Linked DNA regions of Homo sapiens: regions 1 and 3 are each linked to region 2. The links are chromatin contacts, found by Hi-C or POLR2A ChIA-PET in ENCODE. All regions are on one chromosome and are shown on one strand. The core of a region is the stretch at or near the end of the contact, and the rest is flanking DNA. Distances in the headings are between cores, read along the strand shown. Region 1 has its middle 28 kb from the start of HSD17B3-AS1. Region 2 has its middle 76 kb from the start of PTCH1. Region 3 has its middle 40 kb from the start of LINC00092.

Region 1 (4,683 bases), core at 250-2,749, 780 kb after region 2:
CAGGAGGGATTCTTTGCCCTTCTTGACTATACTTTTCAAATTCTCTAAAATGTTTCAGAAATAAGATAATCACAAAGTCTGCAAGTATCCCCCCACAAGGTATAATCACTTTACAGTGGAGAACACAGCAGACATCACCTAACCAAGTGATAAAGGTGACATCTCCAGGAACGGCTGCTCCCTGGCAGAGGCAGGGGTGGGGGGTGCACCAGGAAGAACCCAGCACCGCCCCTGGGATTCCGAACAGTCTGATCCTGAGGGAACGTCAGACAAGCCCAAGTTCAGGGACTTCCTACAAGATAACTGGTCCATATGCTCAAAAATTGTCCAAGTCATGAAAAAATGAAGAAAATCTGAGAAAGTGTTCCAGATTAGAGGAGACTAAAGAGACGCAATAACTAACCCAAGGTGTGATTCAGCAAAGGCCCATTCATGGGCCTCGGGGAAATATGATGAGGGTCTGTGGAGGATAACACAACTATATCAATGTTAATTTCCTGATTCAGTCACAAGCCTGTGGTTATTTTGAGGGGAAATATAAACCAAGGCATTTATAGGGCATCAATGTGGGTGAAGGGTGCATGTGAACTCTTTGCATAATTTTTAAACTGCTTTTAGAAGCTTCAAATTATTTCAAAATAAAAAGTTAGAAAAGAAAAATGGCCATTAACTTTATAATCAGAAAAAAAAATGTTTTAGGACAAAAATATGTCTCTGGTCATAGCCTGTGCTGTGAATCCATGGAGTAGATTCTTGCTGTCAGCAAAGTTCCCAACAGCTGGAGAAGAACAAGGAACAAAAGCCGAGCTGCCCTCCTGAGCTCCCAGGGTCCCAGACACAAAGCTGGCCTCTCAGGCTTTACTGAAAGATAAGTGCTGATAAGGCCTGCGGGTCATCTTCGTCTACGCGGGCCCCCCAGCTCGCTGAGAGGGGCCCGCCCTTCCAGAGCTCAGCCAGACATAAGCCAGAGCAGAGCGTGTTTCTTTTCAGCTGAAAGCTGCAGCTGGTGCATCCACCCTGGGTATGAGCAGACTCGCAGCAGGGTGCCCACCAGAGTGGGGACCTGCAGATGCCCCTGCCCAGAGACGCCGGGAGGCCACAGCCCAGGTCTTCCGGATGGAGACAGAACTTCAGCATTCCGTTTGGATCAGTCCAGAAGAAAAAAAAAAAAAAAAAAAAAAAACAAGCAAAATCTCACTATCACTGCTACTAAAACAAGATAAGCTACAAAAACAACTAATGCAACTACTGGCTTACACCCAAGTCTCACCAAGTTCCCCATAATAACCAAATTCCCCGTAAGAACGGCCACAAGGGTGACCACACTGACTAGTTGTCCTAGCCTGGTTGACCACACTGACTAGTTGTCCCAGCGAAGTGTTGCTGGAAACATTGTCAAGGTAAGGTTTGTGCCTGGTCCCTCTTGAGGCCAGGGCTGGAGGTGGGCCCCTCCGTGCGAGCTGGCCGACTGGCAGACCTGGTTGCATCTGGGCAAAAAAAGGCCATCATCGCCATAGATGCTGGAAGCTGCTCTCTCGCCCACTTTAACTGTGGGGGCCTCGGCCCCCCGTTTTTTAACTACTGGAAGACGTAGCCCTGAGTCCAACCTCTTCCACGCCTGGCGACGCTGCTAAGAACGCGGAGCAGGGCTGGAGGGCTCAGCGCCGGCGGGCTCAGCGCCGGTGGGGGCAGGGCGCGGGTCCGGGAGCGGGCGCGGAGGCACGGAGCCACACTGCCCCCTGGCGGCCATCCCCTGCCCCGCCGGCACCGCCTCCGTGAGGCGGAAGGTTGAATGTCACCACTGCGTTGCTGAATTCCGGCTCAAGATTATTAGTGCGGGGGCATCGGGTCCATCCAGGGGAGGAGAACGTTCCTAATGCGGAGTCACAAGCCCTACCTTTAAGGTCTGGCTCTGGAACTCTGGGCAAGTTGCTTAAATTCTCTGTTCTCAGCTGCGAAAGGAGGAAAATAATTAAAGCCTGTGTTGTAAAGACCTCACTAGGCAATGTGTGCTCTACAGGCTTTCCCTGCCCCTGACGCAAAGACACACGCACAGAAAGCAAGATCATGAGGGATAGATTTTTTTTTTTTTTTTTGACAGAGTCTCGCTCTGTCGCCAGGCTGGAGTGCAGTGGCTCGATCTTGGCTCACTGCAACCTCCACCTCCTGGGTTCAAGCGGGTCTCCTGCCTCAGCCTCCCGAGTAGCTGGGACTACAGGCGCTCACCACCACGCCTGGCTAATTTTTGTATTTTTAATAGAGATGAGGTTTCACCATGTTGGCCGGGCTGGTCTCGATTTCTTGACCTCGTGATCCTCCCGCTTCGGCCTCCCAAAGTGGTTGGATAGGCTTCAGCCACCACGCCCGACCGAGGGTTAGATTTTAACCCAAACACTGTCCCTTCTAATGTTCTCCGCTGCCGCCCAGTGCAGCTCCCAACGCTGACCCGGGTTTCTGGGGTGGAAGCAGCAGAGGCGCCCCCACCCCCACTCCCGCGCTCCACCGAGCCGGAGGGCAGCCCAGGGGCAGCAGCCCCACAGTGGGGCCTGAACAGCGTCCGCGGACCCGACCCGCGCTGCGGCCGCGCTGCCCCGCTCCTCTGGGCGCCTCCCCGAGGGCCTCGCTCGTCTGACCCGCAGTACTCTCCGCCCTGCTCCTCGTGCCTTTGGTGGGCGCGTGGCTTCCGGCCTGCGGAGGCTGTGCCTCCTCGCCAAGGAGCCGTTCACAGCCGCGCGTTCGAAAACCCAGCCGCCGGCCGCGCGTCCTGGAGAAGGGGCACGGTCAACTCGCACGCCCTAAGGGCCGGGCCACCGGGGTCACTGCCCGGCCTGCGGGGGCCGTGCCTGGGGCGTAGGAGCAGCGCTCCTCCGCAGGCGCTATGCATGCCTGCGCCCTCCTGCAGGATGGGCCACGAGCCCAACTGCCAGGCGATCGGCCGAGACCCAGAAGGGTGAGAGGGGGAAGCCGCACCCTCTTCGTGGGTGCGATGCTGTGAACGTCTTCCTTCAAGGAAAGAGCTGCTTCTGGATTTTCCTTGAACTCCAGGAGGTGCTAAGAAAGCTTCGTGACTGTGGCAGATGCGGCTCAGCGGCCCCTCCCAACCCGCCCGCGCCAGTTGGGAAAGTGACTCCCCCGCTCCCCGCCAGTTGGGAAAGTGACTCCTTCCTGTGGGCAGAAGGCAGCGGACCTGGAGGGAGCCCTCGGGCTCTGAGAGTCACGCGGGGGGCGGCCTGCTCTCCCGCGCCCCCTAGCGGAGCATCGGCTCACACGCACCTGAGAGGTCGGAAGAGGCGGGCGCTTCTCTGCCTCCCCCACCCAGGCCCCTTGCAGTTTGTATGCCCTCACCCTGGATAAAAGATTTTGGTTCAACTAGAACTATCTTTTCTAGATCTCATTCCTTTATAACTTTTTTGCTCACAGGAAAAAAACAGGATTATAAAGCCTCTGGAATACGGTCACAGTCGCCAGACTGGGCCCTAGGAGGGCTGAGTTCCTCATTCATTGTTGGTAGAAATATAAAATGGTATGACCCCCTTCCTTTGGAAAATAGTTTGGAGTTTCATAAAATTTTAAACATACACCTGTCATCTGACCCAGCCATTCTACTCCTAGGTATTTACTCAAGAAAAACAAAAACATCTGTCTATACAAAGATTTGAACCTGACTGCTCATAATTGCTTTGTTTGTAATAGCACCCGAGTGGAAGCGACCCAAATGTCCACCAACAGCTGAATGAATAAATAATTTGTAGTACAGACACTCCAAGAAATATTACTCAGGAGTAAAAAGGAATGCACTGGCCGGGCATGATGAGATTACACGCCTGTAATTTCAGCACTTTGGGAGGCCGAGGTGGGCAGATCATCTGAGCCCAGGAGCTGGAGACCAGCCTGAGCAGCATGAAGAAATCCCATCTCTACAAAAAAAAAAAAAAGAAAAGCCAGGTGTGGTGACGCAGGCCTGTAATCCCAGCTACTCGGGAGGCTGAGGCAGGAGGATCACTTGAGCCCAGGAGGTCGAGGCTGGAGTGATGCAATCTCAGCTCACCCAGCCTGGGCAACAAGAGTGAGACCCTGTCTCAGGAGAAAAAAAAAAAGGGCTGGGCGCAGTGGCTCACGCCTGTAATCCCAGCACTTTGAGAGGCTGAGGCAGGCGGATCACCTGAGGCCAGGAGTTTGAGACCAGCCTGGCCAACATGGTGAAACCCCGTCTCTACTAAAAATACAAAAATACAAAAATCAGCTGGGTGTGGTAGCCCATGCCTGTAATCCCAGCTTCTAGGAGGGGCTGAGGCAGGAGAATTGCTGGAACCTGGGAGGCAGAGGTTGCAGTTAGCTGAGACTGCGCCACTGCACTCCAGGCTGGGCCACAGAGCAAGACTCCAAACCGCCCCCCTAACACACACACACACACACACACACACACACACACACACACAAAGAAAAAGAAAAAGAAAGGAATGTTGTGCACACAACAACATGGGTGACTCTTTTTTTTTTCTTTTTTTTTTGAGACGAAGTCTCGCTCTTGTCCCCCAGGCTGGAGTGCAATGGAGCGATCTCGGCTCACTGCAAACTCCGCCTCCCAGATTCAAGCGATTCTCCTGCCTTGGTCACCCCGAGTACCTGGGATTACAGGTGCCCGCCACCATGCCCGGCTAATTTTTGTATTTTTAGTAGAGA
Region 2 (4,368 bases), core at 1,728-4,227:
CTATCTATCTATCTATCTATCTATCTATCTATCTATCCCTCTATTATCTATCACCTATCTTTCATCTATCTATCTATCTGTCTATCTATCGTCTATCAATCATCTATCATCTATCAGTCTATCATCTATCAATGATCTATTATATATCATCTATCAATCATCTATCATCTATCTGTTGTCTATCAGTCATCTATCATCTATCATCTATCAATCATCTATTATCTATCATCTATCAATCTTCTATCATCTGTTATCTAACTATCTATCTATCATCTATCTATCTATCATCTATATGTCTGTCTGTCTATCTATTTCTCATCTCTTCTATTGGCTCTGCTTCTCTGGTTGAACCCTACCTGATACCCTCTCTGAGCCTCAGCTTCTTCGACTGCAAATTGGCACTTCATGTCTGGCACACAGGCCTGCTCTAAAAGTTACATAGAGAATAAATGTAAAGCACAGTCCTTGGCAAAGACGTCAAATCTATTTTGGACACTATCTCTGCTCTCATCCTCTCCTAAACTTTCATTCTTAGGTTGGCAGGTGACTACAGCCCTGCCAGAAAGGTCATCTCAGAAACCAGTCCCTCCTGCCACAGAAATATCAAAATGGCCCTGCCAGCCCACAGTGATCCTTCCTGCCTCTGAATTTCTAGGCTGTGCTTACCCCTTCCTGAAGCCTGCCCCTGATCTGCCTGTTAGTATTATTTAATAATCTGCGACACAGCATTATGCATCATCTGTTTTCTCCAAGTTCTAAGAAGACTTTTACATATACTGGTTAAGTTGAGTCCTACTCAAATCTTGGCATAAGGTGCACAATAAGCTTTGGAAGCAAAATGTGTGTGTTAATTGGGCTCAAAGGACCCATCCTGCTCCTTCCTTCCTCACCCCAGCCCTCAGAACAGGTGGTGATGGGCGGGGGTGGAACATGGGGTGGACTAAATCCATGGCCACTTCAAAAACAAAATGGAGAATATCTTCGCACTGCTGAAGTGGAAGGTCAAGGGTCGGGTCATTCCTTAGGATGGTCGGTGCTTGGCTTTATTCTCGCCCTGTGCTTTCAGATGCCAAGCACTCCTATTCTTCCTGTGTGCCTCTCTCCTCTTTCAGAGCTGGACGTTCCCAAGGGACTACCCTGGTTCGCCCCCCTGAGCTTGTTTCCCCATGTGAGATGTGTGTGTGTCCATCTCTTTGCATGTGAGTTTAATGTCAGCATGGGCAAGAAGTTCAGTCTAATCTACACGGAACCCAAAAAATCACATTGGGATGCTACCTCATCCCTATTAGGATGGCTAGAATGAACATTCAGATAATCACACATATTGGTGAGGACATGGGGAAATCAGAACACTCTTACACTGCTGGTGATAAGATAAAATGGTGCAGCCACTGCAGAAAAGAGTTTGGTGGCTCCTTAAAAAGCCAAACAGAGACCCAGCAACTCCACTCCTAGGTGTACACCTAAGAAAATGGAAAACAAGTGTTTGAAAAAACCTGTGCACAAATGTTCACGGCAGCATTATTCATAATAGTCAAAAGGCAGACATCATCCACACGTTCATCAACTGATAAAAGATAAACAAAATGTGGATAGCCATACAATGGAATATTATTTGGACATAAAAAGGAATGAAGTGTTGATTTATGCTATCACATGGATGAAACTGGAAAAAACATTATGCTAAGTGAAAGAAACCAGACACAAAGAGATTGCATACTATAAGACTGCATTCATAGGAAACATCCAGAGCAGGGCAGAAAGTAGATTCATGATTGCCTAGGGTTGCACAGGTGAACAGGCACCGGTTGTGGCAGACGGGGCGGGGGGGGTGTGGGGGGGGAGTGGGGGGGGAGTGAGTGCTAAAGGGTATGGAGTTACTTTTGAAGGTAACAAAATTGTCCTAAGATTGCCTATGGTGATGGTTCCACAACTCTGTGAATATAAAAACGATTGAATTATAATATACTTTACATGGGTGAATTGTATGGTATGTGAATGATATCCCAATAAAGCTGTTAAAAGAACAGCAATGAAGAGAGTGGGGACACAATTCTTCAGCAAACACACAAACTCCTTTTTGATGACTTTTAAAATATCTACCTTACATGCAGAGTCCAGATGCTTCCCTAATTTAACTGCTAATTTAACTTCCCTGATTTAACTGCTCATCAGCAGATTACCCACCCCACTCACTGGCCGTCACCTCCTTTGTTTCCTATGAAGAAATAATACGAGCTAAGAATGTAGAACAACGTTCTACAGTAAATACTGTTTGGCACACAGTCAAGAGTCTATAAGCATTTGCTATTTATATTGTTATCATCTGGCAACACGGCCTGGTTTCTGCTGCCTCTTTAGCTACTCCTTCCCTCCCCTTCATGGGCTCCAAATTTTCTCCCTTCCCTCCCTCCCTTCCACCCTCCCTCCTTCCCTTCCCCTTCCCTTCCTTCCTTCCTTCCTTCCTTCCTCTTTTCTTTCTTTCTCTCTGTCGTCCAGGCTGGAGTGCAGTGGCTCGAGCACTGCTCGCTGCAAGCTCCGCCTCCCAGGTTCACGCCATTCTCCTGCCTCAGCCTCCCAAGTAGCTGGGACTACAGGCGCCTGCCACCACGCCCGGCTAATTTCTTTTTGTATTTTTAGTAGAGACGGGGTTTCACCGTGTTAGCCAGGATGGTCTGGATCTCCTGACCTCGTGATCCGCCAGCCTCGGCCTCCCAAAGTGCTGGAATTACAGGCGTGAGCCACCGCGCCCGGCCTATGGGCTCCAGATTTTCTTCCCTCCACTCCCTGAGCTCTGAGCTCCCCACTGTCTCTGTCTGCGCTCTCTTTGGGCCAGGGTTCATCAACCGTGGTTTCTATTCCCATTGATCCCAGGTCGACACCTTCTCCAGCGTTTAAATGCCACCAGCTCAAAACGAAATCTGTCCTCTCTCTGATGCCATCTGCTCCTCCCACTTCCTCATTCCAGCTGCAGGGCTCAGTCTCCTCACAGCTGCTCACCCCGCTGGGAACCTGGCGGTCCTGAGCGCCCTGCCCCTCCACCCACACCCTGACTCAGCACTCTGTCCTCCGGCTGCGGGAGTGCGCTGGCCGATGGCTCAGTTGAATCCTTCTTTGAGAGTTGCACTGTATGGAAGAGAAACGTGTGGCCCAAGATCATGTCTCCTGGTGGCCACCTGCATACAATGACGGGTCAATGTGAGGGCATGAGGCTCTGGCCTCCTTGCCCTAACCTGAGCCAACTCCAAAGGGCATCTCAGCTCCGCATAGCCTCAGCCGCATGACAATTTGACTTCCTCCACTGCGCAGTGCTGCTTCTTCACTCCCCCACAGGCGCTGACTTGGGACCACCCCCGTGTGCTCTTCGCGCACACAACGCTCCCTCTCACAGTCTGCTTCTCATGGAATCCATCCTGCAACACTGTCAATTGCCCTTGACTTTCCCTCTCTTCTCTGAATCATAGTCCAAAGCCTGCAAACATCTTACGAGTCTGTGACTCCCTTATCTGAAGTCCAGAGCCATGACTGAGTTTGGGTCAATCAAGACAAAAAATCTCATTCCAATTGCCCTGAGCACAAAGGCCTGTTAGAAAGGAAAGTTTAGCAGAAATAGATTTAGCTTTGGGTACAGCTTGACCCGGGGTTCAAATGATGTAATCAGAGTTGACTTCTTCCTCTTCCTTCATTTAATCTGTTTTCTGCTGTATTCGCTCCTTTCTCAGAAAAGGCCCCCACCCTCAATTCCCTTAAGGCTACAGATTTTTAGATTAAAGACCCATGGAAAAGCACATTCTATGTTTCAGACAAAGCTTCACAACATGTAACACATTCTGATTGGTCCATGCTCTTATCCTCAAACCAATAACGTTGGCCAAGAGAATGTGATACTCTTATTGGACTGTCTGAGTCACATGAACAACCCTGGACCCTGCGATGAAGGTAGCACTGTCTGAACCAAACAGACTGAGAGTGGGAAATGGGATGGTTCTTCTAGAAGGAAATTAGGTTATGGGGACCTGAATAGTGAGTGGATGTTGGGAAACATGTTTATGAAGAATAACAGGTTGCTTCTTTGTTTCCATTTTGCAACCAATATAAAAAGTTTCTATGATCTTCCCACTTCAACGTTCTCTTTCTGCACTTCTCATCCATCTGGTGGAGCTCTAAATCACAAGTACAATCACGTATCTGTTCAACAGTCTTCGAGAGGGTGTCACTGCTTTGCAAACAGATAACGGCCATTGTCTTCAGTTTAGCATTCAATGTCACCTTCTTCCAGTGCACCTTACATGGGCACTTCTTAACTTTCAGAAGATTAAGAATCTCCTGGAAGGCTAATTGAAACCCAGATTTCTGGGCCTCCAACCC
Region 3 (4,631 bases), core at 1,105-3,604, 630 kb after region 2:
TTCTGTGCCTAGGAGCTGCTGCTTGGCAGCACAGAGGGGAGTCTCTGGGTCCGAGAGCCTTGGAAGGTAGTAGCACCTTGGGGCTGTTCTTAAAACCACGAGGCTCAGTCTTATCAGTGTCCGGCAGGTAGTGAGTGAGGTCTCCTGGGGAATGCAAAGCAGGCAGGCCCTAAACGGCTAAAAATCTGCTTGTTTCTGCAGTTCTCAAAACAACTGGATGTGTACATTTCTGAGTTTGATGCCAGTGGGGTTTTGAGCTCAGAGGTCTCAGCCTTCAGTGAAGAAATGAACAACCTAGAGGCCACTGCCCAGAAGCCATCTTTGGCTCATTTATACAAGAAGAAGGAAGTGCTGGTGTGTGCTACAATGGATGACCCCAACCAAATTGTGCTAAGTGAAAGAAGCCAGACATGGAAGACCGCATACAATATGATTCCACACCAAACGTACAGATGAGGCAGGCAAATCTATAGCGCAGACAGGAAATGAGTGGCTGCCAGAGCTGGGAGCAGAGTGGGGATGCTAGGGGTGATAGCTAGAGGGTACAGCATTTCTTTTTAGGGTGATGAGTGTTCTAAAGTTGATTGTGGTGATGAGTGCACAACTCTGTGAATATATTAAAAACCATTGAATTGTGCACTTTAAATATGTGAATTGTATGGTATTCAATCAAAGCTGTTCCAAAGAGAAAAATAGATGAAAACTGAAAAACAAAGGCTCAACCCACAGGCTGCTTTCTCTAGTGCTGAGGTTTCAATATTAAATGAGCAGACTGGCCCTTCGTAAGTGAGAACACAAAAGCTGCTTAAACAGGTACCCCTTTGAGTGGAGACACACTCCTGCTCCCCAGCCGGAGTCCCCAGGTCTGGATTTTTGGATGACGTGAGCCTTGTACCCAGGCTGACAAGTAATATTAGACCACGTGTATTCTTTTTTTTTTATAGCTCAAATGTACAGACATTACAGAAAATTTGCAGAAATAGTATTAATACAAAGAACACCAATATAACCTTCACCCAGGTTCACCCATTGTTAACATTTTGCCGCATTTGCTATATCACTCTCTCTGTTATCTATCTATTTATATCTATCATCTATGTATCTGTCATCTTTCTTTTTTTCTGGTTTTTTTTTTTTTTTTTTTTTTTTTTTAGATGGTGTCTCACTCTGTCACCCAGGCTGGAGTGCAGTGGCACGATCTCGGCTCACTGCAACCTCTGCCTCCCGGGTTCAAGCGATTCTCCTGCCTCAGCCTCACGAGTAGCTGGGATTACAGGCATGTGCCACCATGCCTGGCTGATATTTTGTATTTTTAGTAGAGACAGGGTTTCACCATGTTAGTCAGGATGGTCTCAATCTCCTGACCTCGTGATCCACCTGCCTCAGCCTCCCAAAGTGCTGGGATTACAGGCGTGAGCCACTGTGTCCAGCCTGTATCTGTCATCTTTCTAGCATCTATCTATCTATCTATCTATCTATCTATCTATCTATCTATCTATCTATCATCTATCTATCTATCTATCTCTATCATCTATGTATCTGTCATCTTTCTAGCATCTATCTATCTATATCTATCATCTATGTATCTGTCATCTTTCTAGCATCTATCTATCTATCTATTTATCTATCTATCTATCTATCTGTCTAAGAGAGAGAACATAGGGTATGTTTCTGACCTCTCAATTCTATTTCGCTGATTTGTAAGTTTATCTTTATGGTAGGGACACGCTGTTTTGATTACTGTTGCTTGAAGATGGTACCTTTAGTGTCACTCATTCTTCCAACAAACAAACTGCCACAGTCAGTCCCCAGCCCAAGCCCTGCCCTTGCCCCTAAGGGTGTGGTGCCTTTTAAAGGTGCTCCTTCCCTGGGCATCAACATGTGGCTGTATCTCTGTGTTTCTCCCCCTTTCCAGCCTGTCTGCCATCTTTCTGTTGGCCATTTTACAGCTCAGGAACATTTCCATGGTTTTGTCCTACAAGCCCCCATCAGAGGGGATGGATCCGAGCAGGAAAGGCTCTGTTATGGGTTGAATTGTGTGCCCTCAGGTTTCCTAAGTTGAAGTCTTAACCCTGAGGTACTCGGAATGTGACCATCTTTGGAGACAGAGGCTTTACAGAGGTCATCAAGTGAAGGCAAGCTCACTAGGGTGGGCCCTCATCCAGTGTGACCAGTGTCCTTGTGAAAAGGGGAAAGGTGGACACAGAGATATGCTTACAAGGAATGCCATGTGAAGGGAGAAGATGGCCATCTACAAGCAAAGGGGAGAGATCTTCCCTCATGGCCTCACGAGGAACAGCCCTGATGATGCTGGATCCTGTGGCTCTCGCCTCCAGACTGGGAGACAGAGAACTTCTGTTGTTTGTGGTGCTTTGTCACAGCCACCCGAGTAGGCTCCTTGCTCCCCCTCCTGGTCCCTCAACCACAATGTTTCCCCTTTGCCTTGATGAATATTTCATTTGAAAAATGGCATTGGTTGGTTTAAAAGAAAAGTTTGGAAGTTCCTTATTCTTATCCACACTTCTCTCAGACGGGCGTGCTGATGCCCGCTGAAATGATCTATCTGAAGTTACAGAGTCCTTTCTTATGACTCACCATTTGCTTTCTTGGAGGATGAAGAAAGGAAGGAAAAGAGGGAGGGAGACTGGACCCCAGTCCCTGTGAGGCTGCTGGTGGCTAGTGAAGAAAGAGCATAGCTGCGTTGGCTTTGCAAATCAGCACAGCCAGCCACATCTCATTCTGCTGCAGCCTCAGGGAAGCAGACGTAGCCCTGTGTGTAGCTGCAGCATGGCCGCTAGCCTCCTGGGTGCAGATGCCATTGCCTAGCTCAGCACTTCCCCCTCCATTTGCTCCTGGGCCGTCCCTGCCTTCCAGGATGTGCTTGGGTGACTGGTCACTGGGCTTCTGGGGACTGTCAACTCCTAGAGGTTCTGAAGCAGCTGTTGCAAGATTATGAAGCCATTTGGTTTGTTTCACTGTTTTCCCTCCTCATCTCCTCTCTTTAAATCTTTCTTGCTCCCCTGTCTTGCATATTTGTGATGGATAGAGGTAGAGAGAGTTCTGGTGCTTTTGGTTTTACAAAGCTCTGGATCCAATCAGTGTTGCCAAAGATTGGATCGTATCTTCTCTAGAAGCTTTTTGTAAGTTTCTTATGTTCATTATGTCACTTCCCCCTCCCTCCACCAGAAAAGCTTGCATCAGCAAAAGTTGAAGTTGTTGCACGTTATTACTGGAAATGAGTTAACTTAAAACATGCTTGTTTAGGGAACCCACAGAAGCCATGCTTTTGTACTGACTCCATGCCAAGCCATTGTTTCAGTGTGAGGGCCTAAGTCTGCCCTCGTGAAGTCCTCGGCCTTGGGTGCTATAAGATACACAGTCTCTAAAACCCTTTGCTCCAAGTCTCCCTTATTTCGATGACATCTACTCAGAACCATCACTGGGCTTCACCCTTGCCCTTATTCTGTGATCCTGGTAGAAGGGGCAAGGAACACTACCTCAGGAACAAAGGTCACAATGGAGCGAGGTGCTACCCTTCTCCTGACAATGCTGTTATGACAAATGGTGCGGCTGCATCCCACTGTAACTTTACCTACAAAAACAGGCAGTGGGCCAGATTTGGCCTGCAAGCCTCTTTTTTCTTTCTTTCTTTCTTTCTTTCTTTCTTTTTTTTTTTTTTTTTTTGAGACAGGGTCTGGCTTTGTCACCCAGGCTGGCGTGCAGTGGTGCGATCACAGCCGGCTGCAGTCTCGACCTCCTATGGCCTGCAAACCTCTTGTTGATAAGTCACTTCACCTCTCTGAGTCCTAATGCCTTCATCTATGAGTTCTCCAAATATCCCCTGTGACCTTTCAGTTCACAGGTCCCAAGCAGAGTCACTGGAACAATTCGATTGGAATCCCCACCTGCCCTGAGGTGGCGCATCAGCCCTCTCTTACTGTGTCTCCTGGAATCCTGAGTATGTGTGTGTGTGAATGTGTGTGTGTGTGTGTGTGTGTGTGTGTGTGAATACAGTATACATCTCTGTGTGCGTGCACATATATCAATAAATAATCCCATAATCCCTCTGCTGTGTGTGGCCTCCTCATCTGACCACCCACCTGTCTGTGTTTACCCCACTAGTCTACACTGAAGTCAGGGCCCCACTGCTCAAGCTCTACACAAGCAGTTCAGTGTCATGGCCCAGTTTCTCCATGCAGGTGCCACTCACAGTGAGCTCCATGCCTCAGCCACCTGCCCTTGGTCCCTGACTCCCTTGACCCCCAGGAGAGCCAGTTCTGTCTCTGCCTGCCATCACTGCCCATCTCCCCATGGCCGGGAACATGCCTCTTCCCACGGCCCTGTGCTTGGAGCCCGGATGCTGTATTTTATCCCATTTTATCTCCCCAGCCCCCATGAGAGTGAGGCTCCCTGGTGAGGAAGGCTTGGTGTCTTCAGGGAGCTGTAAAGGAGATATCTTTGCCTGGGTGTGCCACTCTCTTCTCACGGCACACCAGTGTCCCACCCACCCAGTGTGCTGAAGGCCTTCCTTACCTGGGGAAGTTTCCTACTCAGGGGATTCTCTGCACTCCCATTTCCCAGAGGGTCCCAAGTCCTTCGGACATTTTTGAATCTCACTTGTGGCTTAAGTT

What was found. Hi-C counts contacts between places; a loop is a spot of excess contacts on that map. ChIA-PET counts read pairs that join two places held with the same protein, here RNA polymerase II (POLR2A). Pooled maps may share reads with other maps.
Region 1: a map of naive thymus-derived CD4-positive, alpha-beta T cell shows a loop between it and region 2 (18-fold over the local background). The contact joins two enhancer-like sites. A Hi-C loop is called at or near these places in 2 of 168 maps with a recorded cell type or tissue (naive thymus-derived CD4-positive, alpha-beta T cell and ovary), 1 of 37 single-sample maps with no recorded cell type and 8 of 50 pooled maps.
Region 3: a loop to region 2 is called in a map of CD8-positive, alpha-beta T cell, with 40 times the contacts of the local background. The contact joins two enhancer-like sites. A Hi-C loop is called at or near these places in 2 of 168 maps with a recorded cell type or tissue (CD8-positive, alpha-beta T cell and naive thymus-derived CD4-positive, alpha-beta T cell) and 7 of 50 pooled maps. POLR2A ChIA-PET finds 5 or more read pairs at or near these places in 1 of 52 experiments (HEK293).

What each region holds. Positions count from the first base shown.
Region 1 is chr9:96,216,597-96,221,279 of GRCh38, forward strand. No RefSeq gene overlaps it. Among named protein-coding and RNA genes, the nearest start is that of HSD17B3-AS1, 28 kb to the right of the region's middle. RefSeq lists an enhancer at 1,413-1,632 and a silencer at 1,643-1,852. Within about 2 kb of position 1,500, at least 19 of the 41 ENCODE cell types and tissues checked have a DNase peak (open chromatin) inside an H3K27ac peak, as active enhancers do.
Region 2 is chr9:95,431,359-95,435,726 of GRCh38, forward strand. No RefSeq gene overlaps it. Among named protein-coding and RNA genes, the nearest start is that of PTCH1, 76 kb to the right of the region's middle. RefSeq lists enhancers at 2,473-3,045, 3,046-3,617. Within about 2 kb of position 2,978, at least 3 of the 41 ENCODE cell types and tissues checked have a DNase peak (open chromatin) inside an H3K27ac peak, as active enhancers do.
Region 3 is chr9:96,059,022-96,063,652 of GRCh38, forward strand. No RefSeq gene overlaps it. Among named protein-coding and RNA genes, the nearest start is that of LINC00092, 40 kb to the left of the region's middle. Within about 2 kb of position 2,355, at least 9 of the 41 ENCODE cell types and tissues checked have a DNase peak (open chromatin) inside an H3K27ac peak, as active enhancers do.